Regions from separate parts of the Homo sapiens genome. Here region 1 is linked to region 2. Evidence: read pairs that join two places in POLR2A ChIA-PET (ENCODE). Cell type or tissue: K562. All regions are shown on one strand. Each heading gives the region's core, and the rest is flanking DNA. Links, peaks and the distances in the headings are about the cores only.

What was found. ChIA-PET counts read pairs that join two places held together with the same protein. Peaks named below come from ENCODE experiments on the same cell type or tissue, not always from the same donor. Only the 100,000 strongest peaks of a DNase experiment are listed, where the experiment ranks them.
Region 1: POLR2A ChIA-PET joins it to region 2 with 5 read pairs; 4 of 35 experiments call an interaction of 5 or more read pairs at or near these places.

What each region holds. Positions count from the first base shown.
Region 1 is chr15:101,314,024-101,319,397 of GRCh38, reverse strand. PCSK6 (proprotein convertase subtilisin/kexin type 6) reads left to right here. Exons shown (of 22, transcript NM_002570.5): 19 at 976-1,079. Among named protein-coding and RNA genes, the nearest start is that of PCSK6-AS1, 18 kb to the left of the region's middle. In K562, for the core only: no CTCF peak of the experiment used is centred there; no DNase peak of the experiment used is centred there; H3K27me3 peaks cover 2,283 bases.
Region 2 is chr15:101,475,826-101,481,199 of GRCh38, reverse strand. The region is part of intron 1 of PCSK6 (proprotein convertase subtilisin/kexin type 6); the gene reads left to right. LOC124903566 reads left to right here. Exons shown (of 2, transcript XM_047433427.1): 2 at 1-5,374. The coding sequence starts at 1,233. The coding sequence ends at 2,138. Among named protein-coding and RNA genes, the nearest start is that of PCSK6, 11 kb to the left of the region's middle. In K562, for the core only: no CTCF peak of the experiment used is centred there; a DNase peak (open chromatin) is centred at 3,249; H3K27me3 peaks cover 1,521 bases.

The DNA of each region.
Region 1 (5,374 bases), core at 144-5,143, 160 kb after region 2:
CTCTTCACATATTTCTTATTATAAATCCCAGTGTCATAGCAGGAGTCTCCGGGTCTGACAGATGCACCCCAGAGCCCTTGCTCAGTATGGCAAACCCATCTAGAACATGTACGTCACAGACTGTACACAGTATAATCTCAGGAACTAAAGAGATAATAGTAGGTGATATTGATTCACACTGCTGTGTGCCAGACACTGAAATGTTTATGGGTATTAGCTCATTGAGTCCTCCAAGCAACTTTATGATGTAGAAACCAATTAACAGGAAGGGAAACAGATGTAGAGGGGCTGGCTGGCTTGCTTGGGGTCGAACACTGGGAAGGTGGCAGAAGCCATCCACGTGGGTGGTCTAGCTCAGCATCTGTGTCTCTGTCCAGCACTCGGCTGGCTGGAGTGAAGTGAGGGCACAAATGGGGCGAAAGAGGAAGGTAGGGGCTGCATCTGACAGGCCTGCTGGGGCTCCAGAGGGCGTCTTATTTCAAGTTCATTGCGAAGCTGCAGAAGGTTCCAAGGTTTCAAGCAAGAGAGGCAAGAGCGGGTTGGGGTTCAGGGCCAGCCTTGTAGCCGACAGCCCCGTCACACGCCATAAATGCCAACACTTCAAGAGGGACTTGACACTGAGACTGAGCTAGCGTGCCACCAGTGATGACCCACACAGCTCCACTTCTCTTCATGGGGTTTGGATTCGAGTTGGAGAAATGACAGTAAGAAAAAGCTATCACTGGGTCAAGGACGGAGCCTGGCGCCTGCTGCCTGGTGATGGGAGCTTTGCTTCCCAGGGCCTTGTACCCCTTCCTGCTGGGCCCCCAGCGGACTGCGGGATGGCTTTCCCGACTTTCCTTAGCTGAGAACTTTCGGTGACACAAAGAACTGTGCCTCAGCCACTTACATCTCCTCTTGGGAAAGGTGCTAGAGGGCAAGTCATAATTAGACTTTTGGAATGGATGTGGAAATCTGCCTCTTTCTTTTCAACAGCCTTGCACGGGGCAGCTGCATTCCTGACTGTGAGCCAGGCACCTACTTTGACTCAGAGCTGATCAGATGTGGGGAATGCCATCACACCTGCGGAACCTGCGTGGGTGAGTTCACCGCCTGCGGAGGCCTCGGGCCAGCGTCACCCAAGCGTAGGCTAGCTGCCTTGAACCCGAGAAAGCCCTAGGACTTCGTGGGCTTCTGCATTTATTGCAGCATTAAAATGCAAGGGCAAAACAAGGTACAAAGGCCCTACCAGGGACTGGGGGCCGGGAGAGTGGGGATTTAATGTTTAATGGTTACAGAGTCTCAACTTGAGAAATGACAATTGTTCTAAGGATAGATGCTGGCAATGGTTACATAACAGTGTGAATGTACTTAATGCTGCTGAACTGTGTACTTAAAAATGGCTGAGATGGTAGATTTTATGTACATTGCAGTGGCTCATGCCTATAACCCCAGCACTTAGAGAGGCAGAGATGGGAGGACAGCTCGAGCCCAGGAACTCAGGACCAGCCTGGGCAGCAAAGCTGTGAGACCCCGTTCTCCACAAAAGGAAAACGTTTTGTTGGAAATTTTTTTTAAAACCATGTTTTTAAATTTGAAACAAAATCCCAAAACAATGCAAAGGCCCACTTTGAACACGCAGCCTGAGGTTCTCATTAGAAACCCAGCCAGGCAGTGGCTTATTTCAGATGGGGAAAGGGATAAGAGATGCTCACCACTCATAAGCCATCTTGTCTCAGAGCTCAGCTCTTGCTGTGGAACGGCGCGGACAGAAACACAACACCATAAACATTGAGAGGGCTTTGGGAGAGGCGGGAATGGATCCAGGTGGGGATGGGGATGTTTTCAAACATAGCCTTAGTTCTTTGTGCCTATCTTCACTTATTTTGAACATTTTTTCAAAGAGGAAAAGAATTCTATAAACAATTTTACATGTATTATAATTGCCCACAAAGATGATGGCACAGATGTCTCCCAGGCACAGTTTTTATGCAGAATAGCAGAGAATTCATTCATTTTATTGGATTTTGTTTTGCAGAGCTATTTGCACAGTAAGTTGAAGTGCACCATCAGTCTGTGGGCTCGGATATGTTTTGGGTTAAGTTTTCTCCTCTCTCCTTCCTGTCCTTGGTACTTTGGTCCTTTCTAAGAAACTCACATCATATGAGCTTTTTCTGCAGTAATACTTTAAGAATTAAGTCTCTACTGGCCGGGCACAGTGGTTCATGCCTGTAATCCCGGCACTTTGGGAGGCCAAGGCGGGTGGATCACCTGAGGTCAGGAGTTCAAGACCAGCCTGGCCAACATGGTGAAACCCCATCTCTACTAAAAATACAAAAATTAGCCAGGTTTGGTGGCAGGCGCCTGTAATCCCAGCTACTGGGGAGGTTGAGACATGAAAATTGCTTGAAACCGGGAGGTGGAGGTTGCAAGGAGCTGAGATCACACCCCTACATACTTCAGCCTGGGCGACAGAGTAAGACTCTGTCAAAAAAAAAAAAAAAAAAACAGAATTAAGTCTCTGCTAAACCAGTTTCCATGATACTACTGTGCCTCAGAAATCCTGCAGAATGGGCACACCCCTCCCCACGTGGCCGGCCATGAGCACCCCATGCAGCTCCCTGCCGTATGTCCTGGAATAGACAGGCCTGATGAACAAGGCTGTGGCCAAGGCCAGTGTCCTCCTATGATTGCCAGGCTGACCTCAGACCACCCAGGGGAGACATGTCCTCCTCAGTTCCCTCCTGGGGCAGCCCTCAAGGCCACAGTGCTCAGCATCTGGATGGGTTCCACCCGCTGGCAGCTCAGCAGATTTCCCCAGCAGTTTGCCTGTCGCCTTTTTGTCTATTATTTTTATTATTTCTTTGACTTATTTAGCCCAGATGGATTAGGCAGCATCACTGATGTTGCTTATTTAAATTTCGTAGTCACTTGAATCCATAACATTCAGGCATACAGTTTTGCAACTCTTTGATTTCAATAATTCACTTTTCTTTCTTTGAGTCCCCAGATTGCCTGATGGCAAAAAGCTTTATAGAGTCCCTTGGAATTCTCATCTCAAACCAGTGACTTCTCCATCACTTCAGCTATTAAATTCATTGGTGAGCAGGTCCACAGCTCTGGGGGTCTCCCCTGCGCCCCATGCCCTCTGGCCTGGGGTTCTTTCTAAGCTCCTGGGAACGTGTACATCTATCCCCTGGCAGCCTCTTGGGAGAGAGACCTCATTTTCCTCCTCTGAGTCACTGGAGGCTTCTTGTTCCATGTCAGGTGTGGACCTCATTGGAGGCAGCTGTTCTCAGCTGCCTACTTCCTGTGCCCTGGAGACCCAGGCCCACCTGGCATTCCCCTCCCTGTTCCCATTCAGTGACCACTGCTGTCCACCACCCACCCAGGGGCCTGGGCACAGTCGTGGGGAGGGTCGGAGTCAGGCATGAGTGCTTGGGGTAGGGCATGGCGGAATCTGTCCCCACCCTTGGCTCACAGTGCCCCAGTGCACTTGGCAGGCAACTCGATCGAGATGAGCCTCTCATCCTCCTGAGTCCAGGTGCCCCGTGTGTCCTGGCATGGAGGTTGTAATCCTTCGGGGCTGCTGGCACAGCTGGGTTAATGCAGTGGCCCCGTGGGACGCGACTTACCCACCTGGGGCATGGCATGTGGATTAGCAGCTGACAGCCTGCAGGGCACACACATACCAAGTTGCGGGGCAGTGCCCCAAGCACCTGTGACGGTCAGCCCTCAAGCATGAGCGTCCTGTGCCTGAGACGGCACTACTTGAAACAGCAAATGAGAAACACCACAACAGACCAAGAGAGATTCAAAAGAAAGGAAAACGCTTTCTGTTTTAGTCCCTGTCGTGGCACATTCTTCCAGCTTTCTGAACAAAGGCTCCATGTTTTCACTTTATACTGGGCCCCGCAAACAACATAGCAGGTCCTGTATAAGCACAGCCCGTTCTGCTCTTATTGCTATGATTGTGGGTGCTTTTAAAGTGTTCAAAGTCTATAGAGACTTGCGACTTAATGGAATCCTTAAAAGACTTTCACTGAGTTATGAAATTCATATTTTTTAGTAGTTGAGAAAATAGGTCGCTTAGAAAATCAACCCACTTTAACAGCTTTTTTATTGCGGTAAAATACACATCACATAAAATGTACCATCTTGACTATTTTTAGGCATACAGTTCGGTGGCATTAAGTGAATTTACATTTGTGTGCCACCATCGCCACCACCTCCAAATAAATGTGTTTTAACAACTTTGAAGCTTAATACATTGAGCATGAAACTTAAGTACAAACAAGAATGAGCTTTCTTTCCCACTTGGGAGGCTCCACAGGTGTTAAGGACCCTGGTGCTGGAGGAAGGATAGTGGGGAAGACGGGTTCAGCAGGTGAGGCGTGAGAGGTACAACGGCAGGCCCTGAACAGCTCCCAAACCCCACTCAGAGTGGCACCCCGCCTGGTGTATGAGACCCACCCACCAGATGCTCCCAGAGACCAGTGATGGGGAGGGGCGGCATTGGCCAAAGCATACGAGCAGCCTCTGCTCCAGAACAACATAAACCAGACAGAGTCCCGCCCCCGGGGCACAGCTCTTCCACCGCACCTCAGGAAGAGAGGGAGACACCTGCCATGAAGACGGTGGTCCTCAAGAGGCCCCTTGAGGTCCCTACATCTGCCTCCTGCTCAAAACCCTGTGGCCTTCTCGGCTTCACTCTTCCTGACTCTCCAAGGAGGAGCTTCTCCTGCAGGAGCTCAGAATTCCCTCCCAGGCTTACGGCTGTGGTTCTGAGGTGTGAAGCCAGCCCCAGAGCCCAGGGCCTTGTGCTTGAGCCCTCCAGGCTCCGGAACCTCTGCAAAGGGATTTTCCCTTGATGCAGCGAGAGGCCCCATCTGAGTCCAGAGCAGACTGCAAGGCCTCGATCTGCGACCACAATCGAACTGAAGCAGCTGTGAGGAGGTTTACCTGGGCATTGTGATTATCATAGAGCCCCTGAGATAATCTCCTCCCTGCCTGTAACCCTCTCCGCTGTCAGTCAGTGACTACTTCACTGCCCCTCTCTGACGTCCCATCAGTTGCTCCCTGGAGACACCTGGCCCAGAGGAGGTGCTATCTAGTCAACTAGTCCAACATCTGACCCAGGTCGACAGGTCCTCCTCGGACCCTGAGCCAACCTGAAGGTTTTCCTCCATGACTCGTGGCCCTTTGCTCAGAACTGTTGTGTCTTCGAGTCTCTCCTCCCTGCCCTATAAACCCTTAGTCTTAGGCATTTGTTTCTCTGTTGTTGAAAACGCCCTGGCTGTACACACCAAACACCTGTCAACACCATTCCCAAAGATCTCTTCTTTCATCTTCCCCCGTCATCTTCTACAGCGTTCTGTGCAATGGAAGGGCCACA
Region 2 (5,374 bases), core at 319-5,318:
GGACGTTGCCTGCTGGCTTGCCTGTTTCTGACACTGGGCTCTGGGCTTCCTGGGTGAGTCAGCCCAAAGTTAGGCCTCTGGCTGCTCTCTAAGGTTAGTTCCGATTCTGCCACCTCTGTGGTGGCCGGCAGACGTGCGTTCATTTATTCAGCGAGTATTGCTGTGTGCTCTCACTGGCCTGGGCACTTAGAGATAAGAAAATGTGGCCCCTGCCTTGCAAGAGTCTTAAGAGACTCTTGGTTATGAGTCTTTGTGAGGGACCAAGGCCAGGCACCTGCGCTTTGTTTAAGTGTCATTTATTGAACCACCCCCACCATCGCTTTCTCATCCCAATCGTTTGCTTTTTGGAGTCACTCGATAGGCCCTGCCACGTACGTACTTGTACATGAGGACACCCTCTTTGTGATGCTGTAGTTTGCCTCTTGGCCAGGTCAGCTCCACACTGATCTGAGAGCCCTGTGTCCCCTGAAGGCCCCACTAGTGCCCTGGAGGCCCCACTGGTGCCCTGGAGCTCACTGTGGATGCTTCACACCCTGCGGGTCCCATCATCCCATCAAGCTGTGGTTTTTCCTGATGTCCTTGTGCCTCTGCCCTTTGAGCATCTGGAGGACCCAGCAGCAGGCGCAAGGCCCCCTGTCTAGTCCTGCAAGGAAGGGGGATGAATAGCCATCAGCTGTCAGGAGCCTCACGCTCCATGGGATGGGATCAGCAGCCTAGGGTTCCCATGGCAACCAGCCCATCAATGCCCTCAGTGTCAAGACAGGGGCACCGTGGAAAGGAAGAAAGTCTCATTGTCTTGCCTTGGCTGCTTGGGCATAAACAAGCTGCGCTCCACAGGGCCCCGCAGCCACGCCCGACCTGTGGCTCTGCCCAGCCGCACATGGACCCATTTACTGAATTGGGCTGGGAAGAGGCTGTCACTGTTAGTTCTCTAATCTTCCTCGGGGGCTCTTGTATTTCTGCCACCGGCCAGCATCCATCACTTCTAGAGTCCTTGTTGGGAAAATCCATCTTCTCAGTGAGAGTGGGCAGAAACAGCCCAAATGGAGCAGACTACCGAAGCTCTGAGTGATCAGCCAGACCGCCCTGGGGGGAATCCATCAGTGGGTAATGGCATCACTCACGTTCCTGCAAGGAACCTGGACTTCCAGACTTTCCCGCTTTGGTTTCAAACACCCTGATGACAACTCTCAGACATATCTCCTGTGATCATTTAAGCAGATCACCTTGAGATGACCACTGCTGGGCTTGCCACAGGCGGACAGTCTAAGAAGGTCCTGTCCCCCTTCCTGGACTGTCCCCCTGGGAGGACCCCAGCAGTGGTCACTTACAAGAGCTTCCTTCTTGCCTTCAAAAGGCCCAAGTTCACCTCCCTGATCATTGCCGGACTCTTCCCTGGGTGGAGATCTGGGAAGGTGGTGGAGGGGAAGGGAGGGGCTGCCTCGTGTTGGATAAGGGCCCTCCCACCAGAGGTCAGGCCTGCTGTTCCCTGTCTAGTAGAAGGCTGCATGGAGGTGCTCCTGTGCCCCACACCGTTCTGCTCACCTATCTTGTACCCCGTCCTCCAGATGGGAAACCAGATGTCTCTCTGGATTCCTCCCACCAGCCTCTGCATGCACCGACCACAGCCCTGTCCGACCAGCCTCTGGGTCTTTCTCCCCTGCCACCCAGCCCATGGCCACAGCCGAGGCCGGGCCTGCTCACTCATACTCTCACTGGTGGTGAGTGTCCTGGTGACTGCCTCACTGGCTTCCCTGCCTCCCTTCCAGGCCATTTCCCACACGGCCATCCGTAGGATTCTTCAGAGCCCCACTGCTCTGTGCTCACCCAGAACCCTTCACTTTTACCACACGCATCTTCATGAAGTCCGGGCCTTTGACATTCAGGACACTTTCCATATGCTTTTTCTTTCTTCTGCACCTATCTGTTGCTGTCGTTTTAACCTGGGGGCCCCTTCCTTGTGTGGTCTACCCGGGCCCTGCCCTTCTTTGGCATTAGCCAAAGTGCTGCTTCCTGACCTGCCTGCAGCCCTGTCCTCTCCGAGCTCCACGGAGGGGCTCGGCCATGGCGTGCGGGGTGTCTCTCTCCCCGCTAGACCCTCTGGACCACAGCGTCTCATAGTCTGCGTCTTTACGTGACTCATTTTGCTTCCTGAGGCCCTAGTGCAGTTCCTGGCACTGAGAAGGTTTAGTGAATGAGAAATTGTTAGAATTTTTTATATCAGGACCTGTGATGTCCTGATTCCATTCACCAAAGGCAAATCATCCTTAAGCGTGAGTATGGAGAAAATGCTGACCTTGTTATCTTCACTTCTGCTGAGCTCTAGCAGGTTTGTGAGCAGCAAATATTTGTGATGTTTCTGTATAGTCAAATATCGCTTATGCTTTCCACCCTTTGACATCTCTTGGTACCTTGCTTTTGGGTTCTGTGTTTCCTGGGACTGAGTCTTGCTGAGTGATTCCAGTGTCACCTGCAGGGACTCTGCTCTCAAGGCCAAGGCAGATGTTCAGTCATCTGTGCCACGTGGCTACTCCGAGGCAGAACCGGCAAGTCTGGACACACCTAGCATCCTAGCCTGGTGTTCTCTGAAGCTCAGAACGAGCATCTTGCTCCTTGGTGGGCAGAAGAACAAGAGGAAAGGAAGCCAGAAAAAGAGGACCGGGGAAGCCACAGAAGAGGGAGGGAGGGAAAGTGGGAAGGAGGACTGAGGACAGGAGGCATGGGTGTGTCCTGCGGCCTTGGTGGAGCCTGTCCTGTGGAAGGTTTATTTTCTGTAAAGAAGCAGTCTGGCTCGTGCCTGTACTCAGCCTCTCTGTCCCCACACGTGACTGTCCTTAGAATAGCAACTGGGTCCTCGGATTCCAGTACCCCACCATGACTGCCGCCAGCCACTCCTATGTCAGTCTTGGCTGTCTGCCAGGCACTGCTGATGATTGCCCCCAGAACCGTACTATTAATCCCATTACACAGATGAGCAAACTGAGACCCACAGAGGCTGAGTAACCTGCTATAGTAGTAAGGGTCAGAGCAAGGCTTTCAACCTGGGCAACTTGCATTCCAGGCCTTCCTCATAGACAGAGTCTGTGTCTATTAGGAAAGGCTACAAGGAGCAGGTGGCATGTGAGCCGCCACGGAGCTTGGCTTGGGGCTTTCTAAGTGGCTAGGGCAGAGGGGTGCAGTCCAGGCAGATGGAGGGTTGGGGCAGAAGGGACCTGTGAAGAAGTCCTCCTGTACTATGGGATCCTCCCCTCCTTATCAGGGCTCTGGCCTGGAGCTCAGTTCAAAGGCTTATCTATGCAGGAATGAAGGCAACATTCTTGATGTAGAGTCTAAGAGTCTGAAGGTCAGGGAACCTTTCTTGGATACCCTCCTTTCTGCCTACCAGAACCCTGTGTTTCCTGCCTGCTGGGAGGCAAGTGGAACACAGTAGAACCAGATCCCAAGAGGAGAGAAGAGGCTGGAGGGGGACCCACAGTTGCATAGAGGGTAGCATGGCCTGGTTATAAGACTGTTTACACTACTTGATTCCTCTCAGTATAATACAGAAAGGATATGTGGATACAGAATATTTTTGCAATACAGAAAAGAACAAGAAAACCATAAAAATCACCCATAGTCCCACCACCCCAAAATAATCACTGTTGACACTTTGGGCCATGACTTTTTGTTTTGTGATTCTGTGTCTGAGTGTGTGCGTGCACACTCATATGCAGGTTGAATATCCTGTATCTGAGATGCTTGGGAAAAGAAATGTTTTGGAGTTCCAATTATTTTAGATTTTGAAATATTTGTGTTATGTTCACTTGTTGAGCATCTCTAACCTGAAAATCTGAAATTGGAAATGCTTTGAGTGTCCTGTTGGATTTTGGAGTATTTTAGATTTTCAGGTTAGGGATATTCAACCTGTGTAGGTATGCATGCACACACACACAGACACACAGACACACACACACACGCACACACATATATTCACCAATGTCTTATACAAATAGGATTGTCTACTTTTGCAACTTGTACCTCCCACGTCAATAAGTCTTCTATGGCGTAACTTGTAATGGCTGCTCAGTGTACCTTGGCGTAGCTGGCCCATCATTTGTGTCATTCTTTCCTGACGTTTAGGTCAGTGAGTTCTTTATCACTGCGTGGGGAGGTGGATAGTGCTGCAGCTGCTGTGGAAGGTCAGGACCGTGCAGGGAGGTGGAAGAGGCTCTGCCACTGCGCTGCTTCCCCGCCCCACATGCCCTGGGTCCCTGGTTATGGCGTCTCATCCCACCTACCTGCATCTCCCGTCCGGCATCACCAGCCTTGCAGAGGGTCCACACTTGGTAACATCTGTTCAGTTCAACTCATTAGGATTTTATCGAGCATTTTTATTTAAAAAATTATACATTGCATATAAATTTATAAATTTAGAGTATTATATAAATGCTCCCCCATTGTAAAGAATTCACACAGTGCAGGTGTACAAAGCAAAATCCAAAATCTCCTTCCTCCCCTCATCCGATCCCTGATTTACTCCTTCCCTGAGATGTCACCACTGTTCACACATTAGTATATGTGTCCTGTTTCTGTGCCTTAACAGACAGATACGTGCGCATATACACACAAAAAGAATTTTTGTTGTTTTTTTTTTTTTTAATATAAATGGAATCACACTAAACATGTTTTTTTTTTTGGACCTACCTAGGTTTTCTTCACTAACAGTGGGACGTCTTGGGAATCTTCCCATGCTCGTACATAGAGACCTACCTCATTCTTTTTAAATAGTTTTATGGCATTTTAGAGATGCAACATGTTTTGTTATACCACACCTGTGAATGTTCCTTTGATTTGCCTCCAGTTTTTTTCTGTTATAAGCAGTGTTGCAGTGGTTATCCTTATTCATGACTCTGCACTTGTGAGAATTTCTGTAGGATCCATAAGAACAAAACAAATACTAGTTATAATAATAAATGGTGATTGCTGGCCCTTACTGTGTACCAAGTAACTTTTCATGTGCTTTCCTTGTATTGACTCATTTAATCTTAGAAACTCTATGGGGTAGGTGTTATTATTACCCTCATTTTACAGATGTGGAAACAAAAGCACAGAGAGGTTAAGTAACTTTTTCCCAGTTACACAACTTGTAGGTGCCAGAGCCAAGATTTGAACCCGAATAGTCTGACTCCAGAGAGGGGACCTGCTGAGTCAATGTATGTGTGCAAGTTACATTGTGTTAGATGTTGGCCATGGCTCTCCCAACAGATAGTGCCAGTTGACACTGCCCCCAGAAGTGTGTGTGGGCCCCACCGATTTTGTGTAGTGATGACCAATTGTCATATTTGCCAGTTCTTATAGGTGACAAATGAGATCTGGTGGTTGTTTTAATATGCTT